2 separate regions of the Homo sapiens genome follow, and region 2 is linked to region 1. A link is a loop called in an ENCODE intact Hi-C map of the cell type or tissue named here. Cell type or tissue: mammary epithelial cell. All regions are shown on one strand. Each heading gives the region's core, and the rest is flanking DNA. Links, peaks and the distances in the headings are about the cores only.

What was found. Hi-C counts contacts between places; a loop is a spot of excess contacts. Peaks named below come from ENCODE experiments on the same cell type or tissue, not always from the same donor. Only the 100,000 strongest peaks of a DNase experiment are listed, where the experiment ranks them.
Region 2: it touches region 1 in a loop (9-fold over the local background); 12 of 110 quality-filtered maps call a loop at or near these places.

Annotation. Positions count from the first base shown.
Region 1 is chr18:35,752,915-35,760,960 of GRCh38, reverse strand. No RefSeq gene overlaps it. Among named protein-coding and RNA genes, the nearest start is that of MIR187, 150 kb to the left of the region's middle. RefSeq lists an enhancer at 4,122-4,416. In mammary epithelial cell, for the core only: a CTCF peak has its summit at 4,260 (motif pointing left); no DNase peak of the experiment used is centred there.
Region 2 is chr18:36,084,516-36,092,561 of GRCh38, reverse strand. No RefSeq gene overlaps it. Among named protein-coding and RNA genes, the nearest start is that of RPRD1A, 21 kb to the right of the region's middle. RefSeq lists enhancers at 5,697-6,250, 7,359-7,913. In mammary epithelial cell, for the core only: no CTCF peak of the experiment used is centred there; DNase peaks (open chromatin) are centred at 3,331 and 4,111; H3K27ac peaks cover 1,390 bases.

The DNA.
Region 1 (8,046 bases), core at 1,572-6,571:
CTGGAAGAACCACTGCTCTCTTCAAAGCTGTCAGACAGGGACATTTAAGTCTGCAGAGGTTACCGCTGTCTTTTTGTTTGTCTGTGCCCTGCCCCCAGAGGTGGAGCCTACAGAGGCAGGCAGGCCTCCTTGAGCTGTGGTGGGCTCCACCCAGTTCGAGCTTCCCCACTGCTTTGTTTACCTAAGCAAGCCTGGGCAATGGTGGGCGCCCCTCCCCTAGCCTCGGGGCCGCCTTGCAGTTTGATCTCAGACTGCTATGCTAGCAATCAGCGAGACTCCGTGGGCGTAGGTCCCTCCGAGCCAGGTGTGGGATATAATCTCCTGGTGCACCGTTATTTAAGCCCGTTGGAAAAGCGCAGTATTTGGGTGGAAGTGACCCGATTTTCCAGGTGCCGTCTGTCACCCCTTTCTTTGACTAGGAAAGGGAACTCCCTGACCCCTTGCGCTTCCGGAGTGAGGCAATGCCTCGCCCTGCTTTGGCTCGTGCAACGGTGCGCTGCACCCACTGACCTGTGCCCACTGTCTGGCACTCCCTAGTGAGATGAACCCGGTACCTCAGATGGAAATGCAGAAATCACCCATCTTCTGCGTTGCTCACGCTGGGAGCTGTAGACCGGAGCTGTTCCTATTCGGCCATCTTGGCTCCTCCCCCCCTTCAATTTCCTTAATACACTGTTGTTTATTATTTCCTTCCTCCTGTTCACTTTGGGTTTATTTTGCTCTTTTCCTCCCTAGTCTCTTATGGCAGAAGCTTAAATTGTTGTTTTGATACATTTCTTGTTTTGTAATACAATCATTTAATGCAGCAAATTCCCTTCCCACTTTAGCTACATCCCACAAGTTTTGATATGTTACATAGTTATTTTCTTTCATTTCAATATATTTTCTGATTTCCCTTTTTTAAGTGTGTGGTTTGCTTTCTTATTGTTTAGAAATTTTCCTGTTATCCTTCTCTTATTGATTTCTAGTTTAATTCCATTATAGTCAGAAAACATACTTTGTATGATTTCAGTGCTTTTAAATTTAAGGTTGGATATGTTATTCACAATATGGCCTATCTTTGTAAATGTTCCATGTGCATTTGAAAAGAATGTGTAGTCTGCTGTTGTAGTGTGTAGTGTTCTGTAAATATGACTTAATTCAAGTTAGTTGATAGTGTTCCATTCTATCCTTGCCACTATTTCTATATATTACATAGAAAGGAGTGTTGCAATCTCCAAGTATTATTGTCAGCATGTCTACTCCTTTTATATTCTGACAATTTTTGTTTTCTGCATTTTGAAGCTCTATTCTCAAGTGCTCATACATTTAGAATTGTTGTGCTTTCCTGGTGATGAATTGATTTTTCTTTTTTTTTTAAAAAAAGTGTATTGAGGTAAAATATACATGTATAATTCACCATCTTTACCATTTTAAGTGTAAAATTCTGTGGTGATAAATAATTTACATTATTTTTCCCCTTCATTCCCCCTTCCCCTCTCCCCTCCCCCCTCCCCCCTCCCCAGCCTCTGGTAACCACCTATCTACTCTTCATCTCCATGAGATCTCTTCTTTGGCTCCCACAAGTGAGGACATGCAGTGTTTGTCTTTCTATGCTTTGCTTATTTCACTTAACATAATGGCCTCCAGTTCCATCCATGTTGTTGCAAATGGCAAGATTTCACTCTTTTTATGGATGAATAATATTCCATTGTGTATAGGTACATATTCTTTATCCATTCATCCATTAGTGGGCACTTAGGTTGATTCTGTATTCTGGATTTTGTAAATAGTGCTGCAATAAACATTAGAAGGCAGACATCTCTTTGATACATTGACCTCCTTTCTTTTGGATATATACCCTATAGTGGAATTGCTGAATCATGTGATAGTTCTATTTTTGGTTTTTTGAGGAAACTCTATACTGATCTCCATAGTGGCTGTGCTAATTTACATTCCCACCAACAGTGTACAAGGGTTCCCCTTTCTCCACATCCTTGTCAACATCTGTTATTGCCTGCCTTTTTGGTACAAGCTATTTTAAACAAGGTGAGATAATACCTCGTTGTGGTTTTGATTTGCACTTTCCTGATAATTAGTGATGTTGAACATTTTTTCATATACTTGTTGGCCATTTGTATATCTTCTTTTGAGAAATGTCAGTTCAGATCTTTTGCCGATTTTTATTTATTTTTAAATTTTTAATACTTTTTACTCTTTTAAAATATTTTTTTAACTGACACAGGGTCTTGTTCTTTTTTCACCCAGGCTGGAGTGCAGTGGCATCATCACTACTCACTGCAGCCTCAACCTTCTGGGCTCAAATGATCCACTACAGCTTCCCAAGGAGCTGGGAATACAGGTGCATGATGCCACTGCACCCAGCTACTTTTTTTTTTTTTTTTTTCAAGAGGTAGGGTCTTACTATGTTGCCTAGGCTGATCTTAAACTCCTGGGCTCAAGCTATCCTCTCGCCTTGGCCTCCCAAAATGCTAGGATTATAGGTGTAAGCCACAGTGCCCAGACACCCATTTTAAAATCAGATTATTTGTTTTATGCTATTGAGTTGTTTGAACTCTTTATATATTCTGGTTATTACTCTCTTGGCAGAGGGACAGTTTGCAAATATTTTTTTCCCATTTTGTAGGTTGCCTGTTCACCTTGTTTCATTTGCTGTGCAGAAGCTTTTTAACTTGATGTAATCTCCGTTGTCTATTTTTGCTTTGATTGCCTGGAGCTTTTCCTCAATGTTTTCTTCTAGTAGTTTCATAGTTTCAGGTTTTAGTCCTTTTAAATCTTTAATCCTTTTTGATTTGATTTTTGTGTATAGTGAGAGATAGGGATCTGGTTTCATTCTTCTGCATTTAGTTGTTCAGTTTTCTCAGCACCATTTATTGAAAAGACTGTCCTTTCCCTATTGCATATTCTGGGATCTTTTGTCAAAGATGAGTTGGTTATAAATGTGTGGATTTATATTTGGGTTCTCTATTATGTTCTATTGTTCTATGTGTCTGTTGTTATGCCAGTACCAGTGAATTAACTTTTCTACCAATATGTAATATCCCTTTTTAACCCTGGTAGTTTTCTTTGTTCTGAAGTCTACTTTGATATTAACATAGTAGTTTTGTTTCAGTTGGGGTCTTCAATGTGCAGTTTTTTTTTTTTTTTCCATAGTTTTTCTTTTTAACCTACCTATACTATAATATTTGAGGAGAGTTTCTTATAGAGAGCATGTACTTGAGTCATTTTTATAAAATTCATTCTGTCAATCTCTATCTTTTAATTGGTGTGTTTATGTCATTTACATGTAATGTAATTATTGATATGTTTGGATTCAGGTCTTCTAATTATTATTTATTTTCTACTTTTTTCTGTATTTTTAGTTCACCTTTTTTTTTTTCCTTTGTTTGGTTTACTTAAACTTCTTTTTTAGTATTCTAGTTTAAGTTATCTAGTGTGTGTGTTATTGGGTTTTTTTTTTCTTCTTCTTTTTTTGAGATGGAGTCTCTCTCTGTCACCCAGGCTGGAGTGCAGTGGTGCAATCTAGGCTCACTGCAACCCCTGCCTCCCAGGTTCAAGCAATTCTCCCACTTCAGCCTCCCAAGTAGCTGGGACTACAGGCATGCACCACCATGCCCAGCTAATTTTTGTATTTTTAGTAGAAACAGGGTTTCACCATGTTGGCCAGGGTGGTCTCAAACTCTTGACCTCAAGTGATCCACCTTCCTCAGCCTCCCAAAGTGTTGAGATTACAGGTGTGAGCCACCACTCCCGGCCTCTAGTGGGTTTTTGGCATTAACTCTTGGTGTAATTTTTCAGTGTTCTAAGGATTACAATATACATATTTGACTTTTTGTAGTCTATTTAGAATCGATATTTCACCATTTCAAGTGGAATATCAGAATCTTACCACCATATGGATCTCCTTACCTTCCTCCTCTTTTTGTTGTAATTGTCTCATGTATTACAGCTACATACTTTGAAACTTTTTAAAATGGTGTTAAAAATTTTTGCTTTTAATTGTCTTACATATTTTAAAGAACTCAACAAGAGAAGAATAACCTATTATACTTATCCAGATATTTGCCATTTCTGTTCTTGTTCATTTCTAATGTTCCACATTTCCTTCTGGTATCATTTTTTCTTCCCCTCTTACCTACCTAAACAATACCTGGTGGCCCAGCAGAGACAAAGAATCACAGCAAGAGAAAGAGAAATCAATTTAATTAAAGATTTAATGGCTGCAGGACTACTCAGAGGCAGTTCCTAGTATAACAGCGCCACCTGCTGGAAGAGAAGCCAAATAAACTTTTTTTTTGTTCCAAGGCAGCTGTGACCAAGCTCTTGCTGGAACTGAATGCCTGACGCGAGGATGCTTTGTGACTCTTTGGCCTGCCATCCCCATTTTGGGGTGTATCAACTCACTCAATGACTAAAAAAGTGAGAAGAGCCTAAGAGATCTCTCCGTTTAAAAGGAAATGGAGTATTCAAGAGCCAGTTGGCCTCTCCTTAGCAGCATCTTGGCAGCAATCCCTTTAGCGGAAACATTATCACCAACCATGCCCCCTAAAGCAAAGCTGCTGTAGGTGTTCAGCCTCAGCACCATCTCCATAAAACAATAAGTGAACATGATCACTCTGCTCAGTGGGCAGAACTCACTGCAGTCCTAATGCCCTCGCCAGTGCTTCCCGCAAAGAAATTTGCTACATGTTAACTAACTCTTACCTGGCACCAATGGCCTGGCCGTCTGCTCTGCTGCTGGGAAGACTCTAGACTGGAAGGTTACAGACATCCCTCTTTGGAGCAGCAAACTGGAAACAAATCGAGGCCGCTGATGGGCAGCTGGTGTCACAGATGTGGATGCCCTTGGTAAGGATTCTCTGACGAGACTGACTGGAATCAAACTGCTTGATAGATCCCTACCCGAATCCACATCCACGTTTTGGGGTGCCTTGAGCCCAGGCAGGGGAATCTCAGAGGAACAAGAGTGGTAAACTCACTGCTGGTGCTGAGATACTTCAGGCTTTGGTTTTCTTCCAAATGCATCTGCTGCTATTTACTTTTCCGAGTCTTCAGATGGCTGCTCCATGCGTGCCGCCCAGGGTTACAGCTGCCTTCGGTGGGATAGACAGGTCAGGATATGCTTGTTCCATCTCATCCAGAACTGGAACCAAGGGGAGGATTTTAGCAGGTGGAGAGGAGGCAAAAGGGCATTTCCAGGAGAACAGCAGCACTAGGCAAAGCACAAAGCTGAGAACATAGGACAGGCTCTGGGGGCAAGAATAGTTCATCTGGCTGGGTCCTGAGTGCGCAAGGAGAGCAGCAGGTGAGAAATCTGACAGAAGGGCTTGGCCTTAGCATGGGGCCTCAGGAAAGGAGAGTGGGCTTTGCTGGACAGCGTCCCCGGGAGTCACGGAGAGGATCCAAGCTGAGAAGTAGCTATGGCAGAGCTGTACTACGGGGCCTACACGTTGTCCCTCCACCTGGAACTCTTTGTTCTGCTCTTCCCCCAGCCAACTCTTTCTCATCCTTCAGGTTTCAGTGTAAGTCTCTTTCCTCAGGGAAGCCTACCTGACCTCTCACCACCTGCTCAGCTCAGACCGTGGCTCCCATAGAATACTAGATTTTTCCTTCGTGGTCCTTATCATGTTGTCAATTGTTTACTTAGTCATTTGCAATGATTTGTTTCACATCCATTTTCCCTGCCAGCCTGTGAGCATATTTCTTGTTTATTGCTAAGGGCATTTGATCAGCAAACTTGCAGGAAGAATGTGCTCTCTGCCCACCAGGGCATTAGGTGCCAACATTCCCAAGGACGAAGTATGTGACCTTTCCCCATGTTGTTAGCTTGTTGCCTGCACAGACCCTACATCCCAGTGTTCCTGGTCTAGCTGACAGGGGTTGTGTGTGGAGTGGAGGGAGAAGGGGCGGGTGGCAGAAAGACTGGGTCAGAATCCACTATAGTAGGCAAAGGAGTTGCCGGCCATGCTGTAACCAGGGCCTGAGGGGTGAGGCTACACTCAAGAGTGAAGCAAACACCACCCAGACTTTTTTGAGATCCTGGATATTGGGGAGCCCCAAAACAGGACCTTCTGACATTTGCCCACCTCCTGCAGGCTGCAGCGAGCCAGGCTGCCCAGTCTTCCTCTGGCAACTCAGAGGTACCATCACACTGGTGAGAGGAAGGGAACTGAGTGCCTCTTGAGCCAGGACAGAGCTGGGGCTTCAAGTTACTATTTCCAACGCTATTAGCACATGTGATGAGGGCCTAGGGGGTGCAAGGCTCACTCTGGGGTCACTGACTTGGGGATATGGCAGGGCCAGGACAGGGACTCCAGGTCTGTCTGCTTTGAAGCCCCGCTGAACTCCAGCAGGCCCCATGCCCCTCAGGAACCACCTTGGGGAGGGGGATCTGAATTCAGGGGCCACCTCAGCCAGCTCCTTCATCATCCTCTGTCTTCCACACCTGGAGCTCGTTTATGCCAGGGCCTTGGAAGAAGATAATGCAGGATGAGGACACAGCGTGCAAACCACCCGGCTGTGTCCCACACAGCCTCCTCCTGCCTCTTCACCTGTCTTGCATCCGCCTACAAGTCTAGTCGGTTCTGTTTGGTTTTTGCCTGATAGACCTTCAATGTCTGGCAATGTCTGTCAGTAATTACAGCCCACAATTCCCTAGCAAATTTATTTAGGAATGAATTATTTCACAGACTTCAATAACAGTAAATTGCTTATTCCTAGTGGGTTCTGAGGCATTCAGAGATGGGCTATACAAAGCCATGCTGATCCTCACTGTGGGAACCCTAGGTTCTTTCCAAGCGTCCCCCATCCTCTCCCACTCATCAGGAGCTATGGGCCTCCGTCAGGGTGTGGCCCCCAGCTGGCCAGGCCACAGACTGACCAAATCCTGTTGGATCATTTCAGCTGGAGATTCTTGAGGGGAAAATGTGTGATTTAATGGAAAACTATGAATTGTTTAGATCACACCCTGTAGGGGTATCTCACTGTGTGCTGTTTTACAAATCTATAAGTTGTAAATGACTGACAGCAAACAAAATAAGTCTTGCCTATGGACATGCAAATAAATTCTCTCTGGTGAAGGGATGACCCTGCCAATGTGGAGAAACCAGTTTGGGATCCACTTGTAAGTTCATTTTAATATTCCTGATATATAAATGTGTCTATTCTTTGGATTCTCCCTTGAACATGTTGAAACATCCTATAGGTTTCTGCCAGGCAAGTTGTCAGAGCCCTGGCAGTGGAGAGTGATTGGCTCACATATGGGAAAAGAATGTACCGACAGCAGAATAGGTTTGAAGAGGAAAGTTTTATTAAACAGAAAGAACACTGCAGCAGAGTATAGCAGGGCGCTTCAGCTAGACAAGACTGAGCGTGCCAAGGTGGATTTTCCTTAGGGGTATTTATGGACCTTAAAGTGGGAGCTTAAGGGTAATTTGGACCATATTAGCCATGTAGGTAATTTGGTGCCTTGATGTCGGCAAGTGTTGCACAATGAGTTTCAACATACATGCATTCCGGAGATGCATTAGAAATCCTAGTTACTTATACATGTTTTAGAAAGAAGCCTGGTGTCAGATTATGGCTTTAGAAAATAGGAAAGTCTAATTACTTCTGAGTTCCTTAAATAAAGAGTTTTGCCTCCAGATGGTCTGCTTGATGGACACCAGGTGACTTTGCTATCCTCACTTTCCTCACTAATAATGAGTTGAATAAAGTCTTTAACAATATTGATTTTATAACTGCCTTAGAATCATAATTTTACTTTTTGTTGAAAAGTATCCTTTAACACAAACTTAAGCAACCCCAGAGTTTCTGATGCATTGAGTCTGGGGTGGAGCCCAAGAACATGATGTCTAACAAGCCCATGGCTCAGGCTTTGAGGACTCTGTGTCATCTGAGGGTGTTCTTGAGGGTGGCAAGGGCTCTGCTGTGACAGGACATTGTCCTGGGTTAATGGGGTGTCTAACCCCCGGGACCCACAGAGTGTCTCCCAGATGCTGAAAGAAACTCTGTTCTGCAGCCAATGGAGGGGCTGGAGATGGGAGA
Region 2 (8,046 bases), core at 1,024-6,023, 330 kb before region 1:
GGCTAATTTTATAAGAATTCAGAGAATAGAATTGGAACAATGGGTCCAGGCATGGGTGGCTCATGCCTGTAATCCCAGCACTTTAGGAGACCAAAGCAGGTGGATCACTTGAAGCCAAGAGTTTTAGACCAGCCTGGCCAACATGGTGAAACCCCATCTCTACTAAAAATACAACAATTAGCCGGGTGTGGTGGCACATGCCTGTAATTCCAGCTACTCAGAAGGCTGAGGCACGAAAATCACTTGAACCCAGGAGGCAAAGGTTGCGGTGAGTCAAGATCGTGCCACGGCACTCCAGCCTGGGTGACAGAGCAAGAATGTCTCAAAAAAAAAAAAAAAAAAAAAAGGATTGAGACACTGGGTAAAGTCAGACAGTCAGCAAGCTTCAGCTTACCATAAAAACTTTTTAAAAATGAGCCCCCCACCCCTGCAGGGAGATAAGTGTCAATTGCTTGAATTCTTTACAGAATCTGGAGGGGACATTGTAGAAGTGATTAAGGCACCACACGGAGTGCTAGAGCTAGATGTGATGGCCTCAGATTTCCTGAAGTTCTAGGAAGATCTGCCAATGCTTCCTTGGCCTTTCAGGGTGCTTCCTATGAAGATCTGAGCAAGAATCAGTCACTGGCTATCCTAAGATAAGGAAGAAGTTGTCCAGGCCTTTAGGATTTCGCAGAAGAGAAGTGAAGACAGATGTAGAAGCAAATATCTGCAGTGCAGTTCTTCAGGGCAGTTTTGAAGAAGTAGTTGCCACTGGGGCCAATTTTGCCCATATAAGACATTTGGTGATGTGTGGAGACATTTTTTATTGTCACAAGGAGTGAGGAGTTTGCTACTTACAAATAGTTAACAGAGGCCAGGTTGCTGCGAAGCATCCTCTAATGCACAGGACCACTTCCCACATCAAAGAATGATCTCTGGCAAAATCAGTCCAGGTTAAGCATTCCTAATCCAAAAATCCAAAATCTAAAATGCTCCAAAATTGGAAACATTTTTGCTGACATGATGCCACAAGTGGACAATCCATACCTGACTTTATATGATGATTTGCAGACAAAATGCAGGTGCACAACACACAGTTTATTTAACATCCCCAAGGGAAAAAAAGATTTTCCCAGGCCCCTTCAGTTTTGATACATCTTTTCCACACATGCCAGATGTGTATGTCATGTTTTACTATTAAGCACTTACATGTGAATAAGTGTAAGAAAATGATGGCTTATTGGTAGCGTATAAATTCAGAGCCAGGAATGATGGTAATGACAAGCAATCACAAATTGTCCACTTGGGTGACTAAAATAATGACACCTTTGCTTTCTGAGGGTTCAACTTGGTTTTATGCACAAAATCATTTAAAATATTGTATAAAATTACAGTACCTTCAGCATATATATAAAACATAAGTGAATTTTGTGTTTAGACTTGATCCCATCCCCAAGATATCTCATTATGTATATGCAAATGTTCCCAAATCCACAAAAAATCCAAAATCTTTAATACTTCTGGTCCCAATCATTTGCGGATTTTTGTTTGTTTGTTTGTTTTTAGAGGCAGGGTTTTACCATGTTGGCCAGGCTGGTCTCAAACTCCTGGTCTCGAGTCATCAGCCTACCTCGGCCTCCCAAAGTGCTGGGATTACAGGCTGAGCCACTGTGCCCCACACATTTAGGATAAGGGGAACAACTTGCAGTGCCAAGATTGAGAAACCATGGTTCAGAGGGATAGGTAAGAAGTTGTCAATACTCATAGAGAGGAATGGGTCATGCTGCTTCTAAGGGAAATGGGAAACAAATGGTCTTACAGAGGAGGTGATATCTGATGTGGGTTTTGAGGAGGAATAGGAAATCCTTGGTAAAGAAATGCTTACTATGTTCAGACACAATGGTTCAAGCCTGTAATTCCAGCACTTTGGGAGGTCAAGCCGGGTGGATCACTTGAGACCGGAAGATCAAGACCAGCCTCGCCAACATGTCGAAATCCTGTCTCTACTAAAAATACAAAAATTAGTCGGGCATGGTGGCACGTGCCTGTAATCCCAGCTACTTCAGTGGCTGAGGCAGGAGAATTGCTTGAACCCGGGAGGCGGAGGTTGCAGTGAGCCGAGATCACAGTACTGTTCTCCAGCCTGGGCGACACAGTGAGACACTGTCTCAAAAAAAAAAAATGCTTAATTTATTTTGGAAAAACATTCTCAAATATTTGCAGAGAATAAAATGCCTGGATATTGCTGCAAAATAATCCAGTAGGGACGGTGGTGGGTAAAACAGCAGAATTTGCCCAGGAATTGATAATTGTTGAAACTAGTGATGGATACATGGAAGTCCATTATACTTTTAACTTTGGTATATGCTTAGAAATTTCCATAATACAATTTCAAATTGAGTTTTCTTTTTTTTATTGTGGCAAAATATACATAACATAAAATTTATCATTTAAACCTTTTTCTGTTTGCTTGTTTTTTGAGACGGAGTCTTGCTCTGTCGCCCAGTCTGGAATGCAGTGGTGTGATCTCGCCTCACTGCAAGCTCCACCTCCCGGGCTTCAAGTGATTCTTCTGTCTCAGCCTCCCGAGTAGCTGGGACTACAGGCACATGCCACCACACCTGACTAATTTTTGTATTTTTAGTAGAGACAGGGGTCTCACTAAAATGTTAGCCAGGCTGATCTTGAACTCCTGACCTCAAGTGGTCTGCCTGCCTTGGCCTCCCAAAGTGCTGGGATTACAGGCATGAGCCACCATGTTCCGCCACCAGTTAAACCATTTTTAAGCGTACAACTCAGTGGCATTAAGTACATGCACAGTGTTGTGCAGCCATCACCACTATCTACTTCCAGAATGTTTTAATTATCTCAAACAGAAACTTTATACCCACTCAACAATAACTCTCTGTTCCCTCCCTCCCCTCTTCCCCCTACCATTGTTTAAGCTCTACTCTACCTTCTGCCTCTATGGATTTGCCTATTTGAGGTACCTCATGTAAGTGGAATCACACAAAATTTGTCCTTTTGTGTCTGGCTTATTTCACTTAGATAATGTTTTCAAGGTTCACTCATTTTTCACATGTATCAGAATTCCATTCCTTCCGTGTTTTCTTTCTTTCTTTTTTTTTTTTTGAGACAGAGTCTCACTCTGTCACCCAGGCTGGAGTGCAGTGGTATGATCTCGGCTCACTGCAACCTCTGCCTCCTGGGTTCAAGCAATTCTCCCTCCTGCCTCATCCTCCAGAGTAGCTGGGACTACAGGCATGTGCCAGCATGCCTGGCTAATTTTTGTATTTTTATTAGAGACAGTGTTTCACCACGTTGGCCGGGCCAGTTTCAAACTCCTGACCTCTCAGGTGATTCACCCAACTTGTCTTCCCAAAGGTTGGGATTACAGGCATGAGCCACCATGCCTGGCCAGAATTTCATTCTTTTAATGACTGAATAATTTTCCATTGAATGCACAGTCATGTGTCGCTTTATAACAAGAATATGTTTTTAAGAAATGTTCCAGGCCGGGCATGGTGGCTGATGTCTGTAATTCCAGCACATTAGGAGGCTGAGGCGGGAGGATGGCTTGAGCCAAGAAATTTGAGACCAGCCTGGGTAACATGATGAAACCCTGTCTCTACAAAAAATACAAAAATTAGCTGGGTGTGGTTGTGTTGCCTGTAGCCCCAGCTACTCGGGAGGCTGATATGGGAGGATCGCTTGAGCCTAGGAGGCAGAGGTTGTAATAAGCCAATATTTGCACTACTGCATTTCAGCCTGGGCAACAGAGTGAAACTCTGTCTGAAAAAAAAAAAAGAAACTATAAAAAAGAAAAAGAAAAGAAATGCACCATTAGGCAACTTTATCTTTGTCCAAATATCATACAGTGTACTTACACAAATCTAGATGATACAACTAGGCTATATCATATAGCCTACTGTTTTAGGCTACAAATCTGTATAGTATGTTATAGTACTGAACACTGTAGACAATTGTAACACAATGGTATTTGTGTATCTAAATCTTTCTAAATGTAGAGAAGGTACAGTAAAAATATGGTATGAAAGATTAAAAAATGGTACACCTGTATAGGGTACTTACCACGAATGGAGCTTGCAGGACTGGAAGTTGCCCTGGGTGAGTCAGAAAGTGAGTAGTGAGTGAATGTGAAGGCCTAGGACATTACTGTAGACTCTATAAATACTATACACTTAGGCTGCATTAAATGTGTAAAAATGATTTTTTTCTTGAATAATATATTAACCTTAGCTTACTGTACTTCATAAACGTTTAAATTATTTTTTGACTCTTGTGTTTTAAATACTTTTTTCAATAGTTTTTGGGGAACAGATGGTGTTTGGTTGCATGGGAAAGTTCTTTAGTGGTAATTTCTGAGATTTTGGTGCACCCATCACCCAAGCAGTGTACACTGTACACAATGTGTAGCCATCGGGTTTTTTGTTTTTGTTTTTGTTTTTGAGACAAGGGCTCACTTTGTCACCCAGGCTGGAGTGCAGTGGCATAATCTTGGCTTATTGCAACCTCCGCCTCCCAGGTTGAAGCGATTCTCCTGCCTCAGCCTCCCAAGTAGCTGGGATTATAGGCACCTGTCACCACGCCTGGCTAATTTTTGTATTTTTAGTAGAGATGAGGTTTCACCATGTTGGCCAGGCTGATCTCGAACTCCTGGCCTCAAGTGATCTGTCTGCCTTGGCCTCCCAAAGTTCTGGGATTACAGGCATTAGCCACCGTGCCAAGCAGCCACCATGCCCGGCTCCCAATGTGTAGCCTTTCATCCTTCACCCTCCCTTCCTGACCTTCCCCCAACAGTCCCCAAAGTCCATTATATCATTCTTACGCTTTTGTGTCCTCATAGCTTAGCTCCCTCTTACAAGTGAAAACATATGATATTTGGTTTTCCAACCCTGAATTACTTCCCTTAGAATAATGGTCTCCAACTTTATCCAGGTTGCTGCAGATGCCATTACTTCATTGCTTTTTATGGCTGAGTAGAATGCCACATTTTCTTTATCTACTCAGTTAGTGGGCGTTTAGGCTGATTCCATATTTTTACAATTGTAAATCGTGCTGCTATAAACATGCTTGTGCAAGTGTCTTTTTCATGTAATGACTTCTTTTTCTCTGGGTAGGTACCCAGTAGTGGGATTGCTGGATCAAATAGCAGTTCTACTTTTAGTTCTTCAAGGAATCTCCATACAGTTTTCCATAGTGATTGTACTAGTTTACATTCCCACAAGCAGTGTGAAAGTGTTCCCTTTTCACCACATCCACGATACCATCTGTTATTTTTTGATATTTAAATTATTGTCATTCTTGCAGAAGTAAGGTGGTTTCACATTGTGGTTTTGATTTGCATTTCCCTGATAATTAGTGATATTGAGCATTTTTTATATGTTTGTTGGCCATTTGCATATCTTCTTTTGAGACTTGGCTGTTCATGTCCTTTGCCCACTCTTTGAAGGGATTATTATTTTTTTTCTTGATGATTTGTTTGAGTTTCTTGTAGATTCTGGATATCAGTCCTTTGTTGGATGTATAGTTTGCTAATATTCTCTCCCACTCTGTGAGTTATCTTTTTACTCTGCTGATTATTTCTTTTCTTCTTCTTCTTTTTTTTTTTTTTTTTTTTTTTTGACAGTCTCACTCTGTCAACCAGACTGGAGTGCAGTGGTGGCACAATCTCAGCTCACTGCAACCTTAGTCTCCTGGGGTCAAGCGATTCTCATGCCTTAGCCTGCCAAGGAGCTGGGACTACAGGCATGAGCCACCACACCCTGTTAATTTTTGGAGTTTTAGTAGAGACGGGGCTTCGTCATATTGGCCAGGCTGGTCTCAAACTCCTGACCTCAAATGATCCACCTACCTTGGCCTCCCAAAGTGCCGGGATTACAGGAGTGAGCCACCGTGTCCAGCCTTCTGCTGATTATTTCTTTTGCTGTGCAGAAGCTTTTTAGTTTAATTAGGTCCCATTGTTATGGAATCATTGGAGTGTTGCTTTTTGGCTAGAAACCTCTGTGGCTGGTGGCACCTTTGCCCAAGTTTTGCTCAAACTCACTAGGCTCATTTTGCCCACTCAGCCTGGTAGGCTGCGCTCAGCTCACACTACCGGCCTGGATCACATGCCTCCCAAAGGCCCGGATCCCATGTCTGCTAAGGGTGAGTCAGGCATGGAACAGTGAGGGGTATGTGAGCAAGCATGGGGTCTGGCCACTGTGTACAGTCAGACATGCCAGCTGCTACAGCGGGGCAGGCGGCTCCACATGCTGGCATGGGCACCAGCTCTCTGCGAGGCTGTGGCCAGACCAGGCTCACTGCAAGCAGCTTCCATGGCTGGCAGTGGGGAACGTGGTGATACCCGGAAGCTTGGAGATGCCAGAAACCACAGAGCCCCAAAGAGGCAGTCATAGTTATGGCTCAGGGAGCTCCCAGGTATGGGCTCCCCGAAGGGCTGCAGCTCTTCTCTCCTTCTCTTTGCCTACAACACGGTGAGCAAGAGGCATGCTTCAGTCCTGTTTGTGCTACAGCTTTTTTACCCTTGACATTCAGCAAGTTCCAAGTTGTTGTCCTGCAACCAGGAAGAATGAGGTATGCAGGTAAGTGAAGGGTGAGCAAGATGAAAAGGAGCTTTATGAGCAATAGGACAATTCAGAGGAGCCCCGCAGGGAGCAGCTCCTTTCTGCATCCAGGGTGTCCTGTCAAATGTTCAGCTTTTAGCAGAGAGGGTAGCTCCTCTCTGCAGGCAGGTCATCCCAACAAGTGTTCAGCTCCCAGCAGAGAGGGTACCTCCCCTCTGCAGCTGGTCGTCTTGTCATCTGTCCAGCTCTGGCTGACCCCGGGGCTTTTATGGGCCTCAGAGGGGAGGAAGTGTGTGCTGATTGGTCCATGGGTGGCCATGGATGGGCCCAGAAAAAAGACACCACAAGTTTTCATTCCGGCGCTCAGGACTCGCAGCCCAGCCCCCAGCCTTCAAGCCCTCCCTGGCCTGAAGGTGGGGTCTCACTAGGGATCCACCCTTTTTCACCCAGAAGCCTGTCTCCCTCCTGCCACCATCCATGGCATCTAGGGTGCAGAGTGCGAGAGCTTGAGTCCTGCTCCTGGGAGGGTGGGCCTCCTGCTTGCACCATGGAGCATGCAGGCATCCCCAGCTGTGCCTCCATGCAGCCTGGGGTGGCAGCTCCAGGTCCTCGCTGGGCCCCTCTCTGCCCACCCCTCCATGCCCAACTGTGCTGCTCCCCCACAGCGGGGGGCTCCACCCAGCCCCATCATAGCAGCCTATCATGGCAGGCTCCAGGGAGCTCCCGCTGGTCCCTGATTCTAGCTGGCCTCAGGCCCAGCTCTGCCACCTCATCAGGCCTTCCCTGCAATGGCAGTAGGTGACAGCAGTGACGCAGGGCCAGGGTCCAGAGTGGCAGAGCCTCTGGGCCTGGAATAGGTCTTGCCTGGCCATGCAAGGGTGGGGGCAGTGCAGTTGGCTGCCTCAGGAACACTGGGCACAGGGGACCCACTGCTGCTGTTGCTGCTTTTGCAGCTGCTCCTGCCGCTACCACCCGCGCCCCCCCTCTGTAGCCCATGTGACAGCAGCGGCCACTCTAGATGGCCTGCATCTGCCATTACCATCTATTTATCTTTGTTTTTGTTGTATTTGTTTTTGGATTCTTGGTCGTGAACTCTTTGCCTAAGCAAATGTGTATAAGTTTTCCCGATGTTATCTTCTAGAATTTTTATGATTTCAGGTCTTAGATTGAAGTTTTTGATCCATCTTGAGTTGATTTTTTTGTATAAGGTGAGAGACGAAGAACCAGCTTCATTCTTCCTCATGTAGCTTCCCAATTATCCCAGTGCCATTTATTGAATAGGGTGTCCTTTCCCCACTTTATATTTTGGTTTGCTTTGTTGAAGATTAGTTGGCTATAAATATTTAGCTTTATTTCTGGGTTCTCTATTCTGTTTCATTGGTCTACTTGCCTATTTTTATACTAGTGTCATGCTGTTTTGGTAACTATAGCCTTGTAGTATAGTTGGAAGACAGGTAATGTGATGCCTGTAGATTTG